2 separate regions of the Homo sapiens genome follow, and region 2 is linked to region 1. Evidence: chromatin contacts called from ENCODE Hi-C or POLR2A ChIA-PET data. All regions are on one chromosome and are shown on one strand. The core of a region is the stretch at or near the end of the contact, and the rest is flanking DNA. Distances in the headings are between cores, read along the strand shown.

Evidence for each region. A loop is a pair of places that touch in the nucleus more often than their neighbours do. ChIA-PET counts read pairs that join two places held with the same protein, here RNA polymerase II (POLR2A). Pooled maps may share reads with other maps.
Region 2: a loop to region 1 is called in a pooled map, with 4 times the contacts of the local background. The contact joins the enhancer-like site here to the promoter of PPP4R3A in region 1. A Hi-C loop is called at or near these places in 2 of 50 pooled maps. POLR2A ChIA-PET finds 5 or more read pairs at or near these places in 3 of 52 experiments (activated CD4-positive, alpha-beta T cell, activated CD8-positive, alpha-beta memory T cell and activated T-cell).

What each region holds. Positions count from the first base shown.
Region 1 is chr14:91,509,043-91,515,719 of GRCh38, reverse strand. PPP4R3A (protein phosphatase 4 regulatory subunit 3A) reads left to right here and starts at 5,410. Exons shown (of 15, transcript NM_001366432.2): 1 at 5,410-6,214. The coding sequence starts at 6,073. RefSeq lists silencers at 5,151-5,350, 5,931-6,030, 6,041-6,100, 6,351-6,400 and enhancers at 5,411-5,690, 5,508-6,158, 6,159-6,677.
Region 2 is chr14:91,816,389-91,822,468 of GRCh38, reverse strand. The region is part of intron 1 of TC2N (tandem C2 domains, nuclear); the gene reads left to right. Among named protein-coding and RNA genes, the nearest start is that of TC2N, 48 kb to the left of the region's middle. Within about 2 kb of position 4,393, at least 2 of the 41 ENCODE cell types and tissues checked have a DNase peak (open chromatin) inside an H3K27ac peak, as active enhancers do.

The DNA.
Region 1 (6,677 bases), core at 4,161-6,660:
GTTTCAGAAGGAATAAGTTACAATGTTCTGTAGCACAGTAGGGTGACTATAGCTAACAACAATGTATTGTACATTTCAAAATAGCTACAAGTGAGGACTTGAAATGTTCTCAACACACAGAATTGATAAATGCTCATGGTGGTAGATATTCTAAATACCCTGACTTGCTCATTACACATTCTATGCATGTAACAAAATATCACTTGTACCTCATATTTACAAATATTATGTGTCAATAAAAAATATATTTATAAAATAAAAATAAATTTTAAAAAATTTTAAGTCATCTTATCAGGATTAGAAAACTAAGGCCAAAAAAGGCTAAGGTCTTATCCTAGACCACCAACTTAGTGGCTGAACCAAAATGAGGACTCAACTCCTCTAACTTCTGGTGGTATGCCCTTTTCACCATACAGACAACATTATCTTCACTGGCAAACACAGAGGTCATCTACGTTGGTGGCACCTTCTGGATATGGGCAGCGTACAAGCCAGCAGCCTTGTCCCTGTCCTTTCCAGGATTTTAAACCTAAGGCAGGCAATATTATAAAATGATGAATGCAACATGGATCAAGGTAAGTAACATAAACAGGTACAGATACTACATAATGAACAGGCTCCTTCCAGTACATATTTTACAAATCTATGTTATGCATGCAGGTGAAGGTACAAAGGTTCAGTGGGAAAGCTTTATGTTTAGAGCACAGGAAGAATGAAGAATCAGTTTCTTATTTCTTACAACCCTAGACGTTAACATTATTCCTATCTTACAAATGAGGAAACTGAGGTACAGAGAGCTGAAGAAGCTTGGAAATGTCACACAACTGCTAAGAGGCAGTACCTGGACTGGTGATCCATCCTCCACACGCTTGACCACTAAGACAACGTATCTCAGCCTTTTGTGATTTGCAACCTCCCTTATTGAATTCCATTAGGAATTTTCTTAACCATATCACCATTTGTGCATGGAATATGATTAAATTATTATAAGTTAGTTTTGTGGCAATTTATTTTTTTGCATGTGTTTGTTTTTCTTACTGACAGGGTTTAACTCTGTTGTCAAAGCTGGAGTGCAGTGGTGTGATCTTGGCTCACTGTAGCCTCTACCCCCTGGACTCAAGGGATCCTCCTGCCTCAGCCTCCTGACTAGCTGGAACTACAGGCACACAGCACCATACCTAGCTAATTTTTGTATTTTCTGTAGAGATAGGGTTTCCCAGGCTGGTCTCGAACTCCTGGCCTCAAGCAATCCTCCCACTTAGCCTCCTAAAATGCGAGGATTATGGGTATGAACAACCACACCCAGCTCTTCTGGCAATTTGGCTAGGCTATACTACCCAGTTATTCAAACACTAATCTAAGCATTGCTGTGGGAGTACTTGTAGATGTGATTAAACATCCACAACCAGTTGACTTTAAAGGAAAATTATCCCAAGTTATCTGGATGGGTCTCATCCAATCAGCTAAAGGTCTTAAAAGCAAATCAGGACTGGGTGTGGTTGCTCAAGCCTGTAATCCCAGCACTTCGGGAATCTGAGGCAGGCAGATCACTTGAGGTCAGGAGTTCGAGACCAGCCTGGCCAACTTGGTGAAACCCCATCTCTACTAAAAATACAAAAATTAGCGAGGCATGGTGGCACAGACCTATAGTTCCAGCTGCTTGGGAGGCTGAGGCATGAGAATTCCTTGAACCTGGGGAGACAGAGGTTGCAGTGAGCTGCGATTGTGCTACTGCACTCCAGCCTGGGCGACAGAGTGAGACTCTGTCTCAAAAGAAAAAAAAAAAGGAGCAAATATATTTCTCCAAGGAAGAATTTGTTGACTGCAGTGTCAGCTCCTGCCTCAGAGCTTCCCCTCTGCTGCTAACCTGTCCTACATACTTTAGACTTGCCTAGCCAGACTGCACTATCATGCAAACAAATTTCTTGAGATAACTCTCTCCATCCTTGTGTAGATGTATTCTACTGGTTGTTTCTCTGGTAGAATCTAGACTCATAGAACTGTTAAGATTGTATTGTATTAAATTTCATTTAAATCTAATATTTTATGGTATGTTCCATAAACTATAATTTTTAACCTTATTCCATATACTAAATAATTTCTTTTTAATTTACTTTATTATTTTCTACAAAGTATTTCATGTTTGGTTTGGGGATCAAATAAGTATTAGCATATGAATAAATTTACTGATGTCTTCATTGCATCAAAAATTGACAAAATTGCTCTCATGCCCTAATACTTGAAATTGTTGGCCAGGCGTGGTGGTTCACACCTGTAATCCCAGCACTTTGGGAGGCTGAGGCAGATGGATCACTTGAGGTCAGGAGTTCGAGACCAGCCTGGCCAACATGGTGAAACCCCGTCTCCACTAAAAATACCAAAAATTAGCTGGACGTGGTGGCAGGCACCTGTAATCCCAGCTACTTGGGAGGCTGAGGCAGGAGAATCACTTGAACCCAGGAGGCAGAGGTTGCAGTGAGCTGAGATCGTGCCACTGCACTCCAGCCTGGGTGACAGAAGGAGACTCCACCTCAAAATACGTAAATAAATTGTTGCCTTTTTTTTTTTTAAAGAAAAAGCGACTGCTTTGTTTTCATAATTTTCCAGTTTTGTTTGTGAACAATGAGTTTCCGACTGGTCTTTGCAAGCACTCGTTTCTATCGTTTTTTTTTTGGTTTGTTTTTTTGAGACAGAGTTTCCCTCTTGTTGCCCAGGCTGGAGTGCAATGGTGCAATTTCGGCTCACTGCAACCTCTGCCTCCCGGGTTCAAGCAATTCTCCTGCCTCAGCCTCCCGAGTAGCTGGCATTACAGGCACGCGCCACCGTGCCCTGCTAATTTTTGTATTTTTAGTAGAGACGGGGGTTTCACCATGTTGGCCAGGCTGGTCTCGAATTCCTGACCTCGTGATCCGCCAGCCTCGGCTTCCCAAAGTGCTGGGATTACAGCCGTGAGCCACCGCGCCCTGTTTATATTTTAAGTTGTTGGGGAGGAAGGTCCCAACTTCTAAAGGATTTTAAAACTGAAAGTCCTGTATCCCAGAAACCCCTCAGCCCTGTTCATGCTATTAGCTTCCTTCCTAATAGATGGGTGTAACACCAGTTACTTTACAGGTTTCTTCTTTTTCTTTTCTTTTTTTTTTTTAAGACAGAGTCTTGCTCTGACACCCAGGTTGGAGTGCAGTGGTACAATCTCGGCTCACTGCACTCACCGCCTCCACAGGTTCAAGCGGATTCTCGTGCCTCAGACAGTCAAGTAGCTGGGACTACAAGCGCACACCACCATACCTGGCTAATTTCTGTATTTTTAGTAGAGTCAGGGTTTTGCCATGTTGGCCAGGCTGGTCTCGAACTCCTGGCCTCAAGCAGTCCGCCTGCCTCAGCCTCCCAAGGTGCTGGGATTACAGGTGTGAGCCACTGCGCCCGGCCACATTGCAAGTTTAAAAGATTCCTGGCAATGTCAAGCACTCGAACCTTCCAAAACTAGCCACTAGCCACATGTGGCTACCAGGCCTTCAAATTTTGGCTAGTGCAACTCACAAGCTGAATTTTTCATTTTACTTAATTTTTAAATTTAAATTGTTATTTTATTTTATTTTTTGAGACAGAGTCTCGCTTTGTTGCCCAGGCTGGAATGCAGTGGCACAATCTCAGCTTACTGCAACCTCCGCCTCCCGGGTTCAAGGATTCTCCTGCCTCAGCTTCCCGAGTAACTGGGACTACAGGCGCACACCACCATGACCGGCTAATTTTTTTGTATTTTTGGTGAAGACGGGGTTTCACTATGTTGGCCAGGCTGGTCTTGAACTCCTTGACCACGTGAGCCACCGCGCCCAGCTAAATTTAAAAACTGATACTTGATTCAGCTTTTGGAAAACTTTTAAGTATGATTGGAATAACAGAATATGTGAATCTACATTTTCAACTGTAAATTTAATAAACTCTACCAGCCCGGGCAACAGTGAAACCCGTCTCTACCGAAAAAAAAAAATAATAACAAATTTAATTAATTAACTGGCAGTGGTGCTGCGCACCTGTGGTCCCAGCTACTTGGGAGGCTGAGATGGGAGAATCGCTTCAGCCCAGGAGGTTGAAGCTGCAGTGAGCTGAGACTGAGCCACTGCACTTCAGGATGGGTGACAGAGAGACCCTGTCTCAAAAAAAATTTTTTTTCAATAAAATCTAAACGTAGATATTTCTGATGAAAATTTAGTATCCCAACAGAGACTTGCTGGAAGGACAAAATATATCACATTTTTAAGACATTGTACGTATATCTCATTAGTAATTTGATTATTGAAATAACTTTTGAAAATACCGCACTAAAACGTTAACACTAATTTCACCAGTTTCTTCGTACTTTTTGTGGCTACTGCAAAATTTAAAGTTATGTGTGTGGCTGCATTATATTCCGAGCGGACAAGCCCGACCTGGCAAGGCCTGGCAAATGGTAAAAGCCACCAAAATGGTGGCATATGAGCTGCATGATAGGAACGAGAATGATATTCCTTTGTGAAGATCAACAATACTTGACATCAAGTAGGTCTTCAAAACACAGGACTACCTAATGCTGAGAATTACTCCTCCCGATTACACAGTGTCGCATTTGTTTTTGTGAGCGCCTTAAGTTCCTTTTCCGACAAGAAAGGCTGGCAGACAGTTCTGATAGGGATGAAGGAATGGAGCACTTGGGGCTTGCCTAGGCTGTAAGGTGAAGTTTTAGAATTGTCACTTGGAACTCGGTCCCACGCCCAGAAATCGCAAACAGTCCCAAGTTTCCACACTGGCCACGCCAGTCCGCGACCCACGGCGGCTCCCAAGGCTGCGCCGACCTAGGCGCCCACACCCGCGACCTTCCCCGGAAGCGTTTCCATTTCATTCCCTCAAGTCCGCAAGGCGCCGGGTGGGTCCCGAGCGCCCGACTCAGCCATAAAGGCGGCCCCGGGAAAACGCTCTCGGAAGCGGGTAGGGGCCCAGGCCCACGCTGCCCGGCGTCCGCAGGCCAGGGGCAGGGGCAGAGGCAGGGACGGGGCAGGAACAAGGGAAGGTGGCGGCGGGCGGAGGCGAGGCCGAAGCGCCGGGGCCCGCGGGCAGAGGCCGCAAACGTATCCACGCCCCTCGTGCATCCTGGAGCGGGGCTGATGACGAACACAGGGCGCGACGGACGCACACACCGCCCAGCGCTCGCACGACGGTGCGTGCAAGGAGGCGGGAGGGAGCCTCGGGCTGTCACCGGCGCAATCTGCGTCCCGCCTCCTCCGCTCCCTGCGCTCCCGCCACCTCGGCAACTCCGCGCCCGCCTCCCGCCTCCGTCGGAAGCCTCCGCCGCAGTAAGGCTCCCGGTCTCGCTGCTGTCTCTTTAAATGGTGGGGCTACGAGCCGCCCCTGCAGCTGCTCCCTGGGTGGCCCCGCGCGCCGCTTTTGAGGGGCGAACCAAGATGGCGGCGGTTTTGGCTGTGTGAGGAAGACGGAAGAGACGGCGGCGGAGGGAAACCGACTTCCACTAGTCCGGGTCGCTTGGGCGGCCGGGGGCCCTCAGAGTCTCCCGGGCAGTGGTAGCAGTTGCAGCAGGATCAGGCGCCTGTCGGCTTCTGACGTTTAAAACAGGGGGAGCGGAAGGGAGCCACTGGCCGCGGTGGCAGGGCCAGGTATAAGGAAGGAAAATATGGCGGCGGCGGCGGCGGCCTGAGGAGGCGGCGGCGGCGCGGGAAGCTGCTTCGCGGAGATCATGGCGGAGGCGGGAGCAGGGCAGTGACGGGAGCCCCGAGTTCCTAGCGCTGCGGGGCGGGAGGCTACGAAGCGCTGCGCGGCCCCCTCGGGGCTGCCGGGCGCCGGGCTCGCCAGGCCTGGACAATAGCGCCGGGGAGCCGGAGGCGAGGAAAGGCGGCGGCCCAGAGCTCGGTCCCTGGAGCGGGCCATGCAGGCGGCGGCGCGGCCCCGCGGCGCCCAGCGGCGGCAGTGAGGCCGGGGAGCCCTCCGCTCGCGGGCGCCCTCACGCCTCGCCCCTCGCCTCTCCAGGGCCCCTTTCCTGGGCGTCTACTGGCGGGGCCCCCGCCCCGGTTCCCGGGCGGCACGATGACCGACACCCGGCGGCGGGTGAAGGTGTACACGCTCAACGAGGACCGGCAGTGGGACGACCGGGGCACCGGGCATGTGTCGTCTGGCTACGTGGAGCGGCTGAAGGGCATGTCCCTGCTTGTCAGGGCTGAGAGCGACGGTAAGTGAAGCCCCGCGCGGCGGGACCCTCGCAGCCCCCACGGCCCTGGGCCGCCTCCCTGGTTCTTGCGGGGCATGGCGCTCGCTCCACGAGAACAGAGGGACGGCTGGGGAGGGCGGCCACCTCGGGGGAGGACGGGCCCCAGGTACCCCAGTCTTGCGGGAGCTCCCCGGAGAGCGCTTGAAATGTTTCCTTTCTCTGAGTGCCTGGTGGCATTTTGGGTACGAGGAGAGCCAAGCGTGTTTGAGCTGTGCCGCCCTGGAGTGTGGAGAGGTCGAGGACCTGAGATAGGGAGTCCGGAGTGTGCTGTTCTTTTGCACTAGAGTGACCTTGAGAAAGACACTGATTAATCCGATCTGCTGCCTTAGTTCACCCATCTGTAAAGCAGGCATGAAACTTTGCTTGGAGCTAAGAAAGTTCTTGGACCTTTCACACTTTGAAGAACGTTTTGCTGTGCTTTTTT
Region 2 (6,080 bases), core at 3,144-5,643, 310 kb before region 1:
AACTGAAATATGACTTTGTTATTAATAAAGCAAATGCAAGAGAATATGGCACATATCTGTATGGCACATACTCTTTTTGTTGGCATTCTTTTGCCCAGCATAATTATTTTGAGATTCATCCATATTGTTGCATGTTTAACCAGCTTACTTCTTTATTTCTGAGTAGTGTTCCATTGAGCCACAGTTTGTTTTCTAAATGGATTAATCTGTTGATAGATACTTGATAGTTTTCAATTTTTGGCTATTTTGAATAGATTTGCTATGAACACCAGTGTACAACTCTTTGTGTAAACATGTGATTGCTTTTTTCTTAAGTAAATATGTAGTAATGGCATGTCTGGATCATGTAGCAGGTATATGTTCAACTTTAGAAACTTGTCAAACTGTTTTCTAAAGTGGTCATGCCATTTTACAGTCCCACCAGTAGAATAGGAGAATACTACTTGTCACATATCATAAACATTTGGAATGGTCAATCTTTGTAATTTTATCCTTTTTAATCAATGTATATTGTTGTCTTTTTATAGTTTTAATTTGCATTTTCCTAATCACTAACTGTGTTGAGCATGTTTTCATGTGCTTTTTGGCCACTTGTAGATTTTTTTGGAGAAGTGTCTTTTCAAATCTTTTGCCTATTTTTTAATTGGGTTATTTTTCTTTTTATTATTAAGTTGTAATAGTTTTTTATATATGCTGGATATAATCCATATTTTATTGGATGTGTGATATGCAAATATCTTCTCTCAGTCTCCGAGTGGTCTTTTCACTTTGTTAATGGTGTCTTTTAAAGCACAAAGTTTTTAATTTCAATTAAATCTAGTACATCAAATTTTTCTTTGATCATGTGTGCTTTTGGTGTTGTGTCTAAGAAATTACTGCCTAACCCAAGTTTACAAAGATTTACTCCTATGTTTTCTTCTAAGAGTTTTGAAGTTTTAACTCTTACATATAGGTGCATAATCAGTTTTGAGTTAGTTTTTGTATATGGTGGGAGGCAGGGATCCAATTTTTTTTTTTGTGGGAAGGGCATGTGGATATAATGTGGATATAAATATTGATATTCAGTGTCCTAGCACCATTTGTTGAAAACACTATTTCTTTCCCTTTAAAATTTCTTGGCACCTTTGTTAAACATCAATTGACTATAAATGTAAGGGTGTATTTCTGGGCTCTGAATTTAATTCTATTGATTTATTTATCTGTCCTTATACTAATATTATATTGTCCTGATGACTAGTTTTGTAGTAAATTTTGAAGTTAGTCTTTCCACTTTGTTCTTTTTTTTTCCCCAAGATTGTTTTGGCTATTCTGCACCCTTTACGTTCCCATATGAGTTTTAGGATCAGCTTGTCAATTTCTGTAAAAAAGCTGGAAGGGATTTTGGTAGAGATTGTGTTGAATCTGTAGATCAATTTGGGGAGTATTGCCACCTTAGCAATATTAATAATATTACCATTTTAATGATATTACATCTTCCAATCCATGAACATGGGATATCTTCACAAGTATTGAGCTCTTCTTTAATATCTTTCAGTAATGTCTTGTGGTTTGCAGTGTATAAGTCTTGTACTTCATTTCTTAAAGTATTTGTATTTTAAGTTTTTAAAAATGTTATTATGAATGGAATTGTTTTCTATTTCATTTTTGGAGTGTTCATGGTTAGTATATAGAAATGCAATTAACTTTTGTATATTTCTCTTATATCTTGCAACCTTAGTGAACTTCTGGTAAGTTTGTTAGTGAATTTCTTAGATTTTTTTTTTTTATTTACAAGATCTTGTTGTCTGTGAATGAAGAGTGTTTTACTTCTTGATTTCCAAGATGAATGCCTTTGACAAAATATTTTTAGCCTAATTGGCTTAGCTAGAATCTCAAATATAGTGTTGAATAAAGGTAGAGAGAGTAGAAATCTTTTTTTTTTTTCCTGGCTTTAGAGGGAGACTTTCAATCTTTCACCAGTTCCTGTGATGTTAACTATAGATTTTTTCATAGATGCTGTTTATTATTATGTTGAAAGATTCTCTTCTATTCTCAGTATTTTTATCACGAATATTGGATTTTGTCAAATTTTTGTATCTATTGAGATTATCCTATAGTTTTTGTCCTTTATTCTGTTAATATGATGCATTACATGAATTGATTATCAGATGTTAAACTAATCTTGCAATCCTGGGATAAATCTTGCTTGGTTATGATACATAAATCTTTTATACGTTTCTGGATTTGGCTTGCCAGTATTTCATTGAGGATTTTGGGTGTATGTTCTCAAGGGGTATCCATCCTTTTATTTTTAACTTATTTGTATTTAAAATGTTTCTTGTAGGCAGCATATACTTGTATCATACTTCTTTATCCAGTCTGGCAATTTCTGCCTTTTAATTGGCATATTTTAAAGTATTCACACTTGTGATTCTTGATATAATTAAGTTCAAATCTATCATCTTGCTATTTGTTTTCTACTCATCCTATCTGTTCTTTGTTCCCCCTTTCTTTTTCTGCTTTCTTTTATTAATTGAGTATTTTAAAATTATTCCATTTTATCTCCTTTGTTGGCTTATAAGCTGTAACTCTGTTTTCTTATTTTAGTGGTTGTGTTAGGGTTTATAGTATATATCTTTAACTTTCTACAGTCAGTCCTCAAATGATATGATACCACATCACATATACTATAATTATTTACATTTTTACTTTTATTTCTCCCCCGGCCTTTGTGCTATTGATGTAATACATTTTAGTTTTACATATGTTACAAACCTTTTGTCTCAGTATAATTTTTTTGTCTAAGCTTTAATAAACTTGTAAAGAAATCCCAATAATAATAAATCATGTATTTATACTTATGGTGCACTTTATTCCTTTGTGTAGATTCATATTTCTATCAGATATTATCCTTTGGCCTGAAGGACATCATTTAACACTTCTTGTGGTGTAGCTCTGTTGGTAATATGTTCTTTCAACTTTTGTATGTCTGAAGAAGTCTTTATGTCACCTACATTTTTGAAAGATTTTCTCTGAGTGTCAAATTCTAGGTTGATGGGTTTTTTTCTTTCAGTACATTAAAGATCTTGCTCTACTGTTTTTGTTTTGTTTCCATTGAGAGCTATGCTACTATCCTTTTTAATTAATTAATTAATTTTTTGAGACAGAGTCTCTCTGTGTCACCCAGGCTGGAGTGCAGTGGCATGATCTCAGCTTATTGCAGCCTCTGCCTCCCAGATTCAAGTGATTCTTATGCCTCAGCCTCCCGAGTAGCTGGGATTACAAGCACACACCACCATGCTCAACTATATGCTGCTATTCTTAATCTTTGCTTTGATGTACATAACATGTCTTTTTTCTCTGGGTGCTTTTAAGATTTTCCCATCACTGTTTTTGAATGATGTTATTATGGCGTGGTGTGCATTGGTGTAGTTTTCTTCATGTTTCCTGACCTTAGTGTTGGCGGAGGTTCTTAGATCTGTGGTTTGTAGTTATCAAGTTTGGAAAATTTTGGCCATTATTTCTTCAAATATGCCCTCCCCCCTATCCCCAGTCTTCTTTGTGGACTCCAAATACATGTATTTTGGGTCACTTGAAATTGTCCCATGAGTCACAGATGCTTTTTATCATTTTGATGTTAGTCTTTTCTCTGTGTCTCATTTTAGTTAGTTTATCTTACTATGCCTTCAAGTTCATTAATATTTTCTTTTGCAATATCCAATCTGGTATTAATCCCATCCAGTATATTTTCCATCTCAGACATTATAGTTTTCATCTCTAGAAATTGGATTTGGGTCTTTTTAATATCGTCCATATCTCTACTTAACCTTTTGAACATATTGAGTCCAGCTATAACTATTTTAGTGTCCTCAACTGCCTTGTCTCAATTTTAGGTTGTTTCTAATTGATTGATTTTTTTTTCCTCTTCATTATGGGTTCTATATATTTTTTTGCTTCCTTGTATACCTGGTACTTTTTTTAATTGAATACCAGACATTGTGAGTTTTACCTTGAATGCTGGATATTTTTGGATTTCTGTAAATTTGCTTTGGGACACAGTTAAGTTTTGTGTAAACAATTTGATCCCTTTTCCAGTCTGATTTGTGGGGACAAGCATCACTCCTGACCTTGGTGAATACCAGTTATGTATAGTTTTTGTAAATTTTTCTGGTGTTTTTTTCCCGCAGTCTTGTGTAGCTTCCTTTTTTTGTGTGTGTGCTGATCAGTACTCTGTTGAATACTTGAGTGGGACCCTCTGCTGATCTCCATTGTTCTCTGTATGTACCTCTTTATTCTACAGTAGTCTGTTATGCAAACTCTCGCTGCCTTATTCTCCACATACTTTCAGCTTTGTCTCTTCATTTCAGAAAATCTTCTCGGCTTTGCTTGGGTAATTTCCCATGGCCTGGAAACTCCCTCAAGGGAGTAAGGTGGAAGGCTTACCTCATTTAGTTCCTATTTCTCAGTTCTTTGCTGTCTGATAGCCAGTGTCTTGAAAATTGCTGTTCCATATATTTTATTTGCTTTTCAGGTGGTAGGATAAATCTGTCTCTGTTACTCTATTTTGTACAAAAGTAAAATATCCATGTGTTTTTTAACTGTCTTTCCTGTAGTGTATTACTGGGTGTTCATTTTAATTAGATTTCACATTTCATTCATATAAACTTTTCTCTCTTTCTACTACCTTCCTCCATCTTCCCCAACTCATTTTGGATGACTCAAGGCCATCAATGTTGAGGACTTTTCCCCCTGAAGTAGCAGTCATTTTTAACCAATTCTACCACATTCCTGTCATGGTTAATGTTAAATATTTGCAAACTGATTGGGGTCAGAGATGTGGTTTGATGAATATATTCTTAGTTTTTATGGGAGATAGTTGTACTTTGTTTCCTTATCTATCAACTAGGTATTTGCTGAGTTCCAATTATATTCCCAGCATCATGTAGTGTGCTGAGTGCTAAGCAGAAAGTGAGTACAATATTGTTTTTGAGCAGTTTATGTTCTAACAGGGGAGACAGAACAAGATCTCATAAAATGTTAAGAAAAATGTTAAACTTTTTTTTTTTAAAGACACTAGACATTTAGAGATGAGAGACTATTCGTTTGATTTGGGTGGTTACGGAGTATTTTACTCTGATATGCTGGGGCTGAACAGGGCCTTTGAAAACGCATACATTTTAAAAATGGAAATAGTCACAAGATGTAATGGAAGAGAAGATACCATTTATGATAGCCAAGCAAATTATACAGGCATACACTTAATGAGAAATCTTCAGAATTTTTATGAGAACTCTAAAAACTCCTAAAGGTATAAGCATAAACTTGAACAAATATAAAGATATACTATGTTCTGTGTAGGAAGACTCAATATTCTTAGAGATGTCAGTTTTAAAAAAATAATTTAGAAGTTTAATATGATCCTGATGAAAGTACCATCAGATTTTTCCTCCTAGGGCTAGACAGATTATAAAGTTCATTTTCGAGAACAGACAAGCAAGAATAGCTAAGAAAATGCAGAAAGTGAAGAGGGGTAAAGATGACTTGTCTTGCTACATGTTATAACATGATATAAGAATTTAAGATTAAAATGATATACCATTGGTACAGGAATAGACAGAACAATTGAAGAGAATAGAAAATACACAATAAACCCAATTGCATATGGAAATTTAATGTGTACTAAAGGGAGCATCCTGTAAGTGGAGAAAATATGGAATTTTTAATATGTGGTGTTTGTGCTAATGAGATAGCGAATTGGGAAGAGGAAAGTTTGAATCCATTTCTCATACTGTATAACAGGATGTCAGTATAGAAAATAATACTGTACTAAGTACTGGAAGAAAACATGGGTAAATTATTTTATGATTTGTATAACACACACACTTTGGCATAGCAGAAACACCATAATCAAAGTAAAAAGATAAATGACAAACCAGAAGGATGTTTGCCACTTGTATAATGGACAAAGTGTTAATCTCTCAAATATCTAAAGAGCTTCAAAAACTGGAGAAGAAAAAGACCAACAGCTTTATGAAAATGTCGGCAGGAGACAGTGAATAGAATTCATATAAACAATTACAGATTAATCTTATATGACAAGA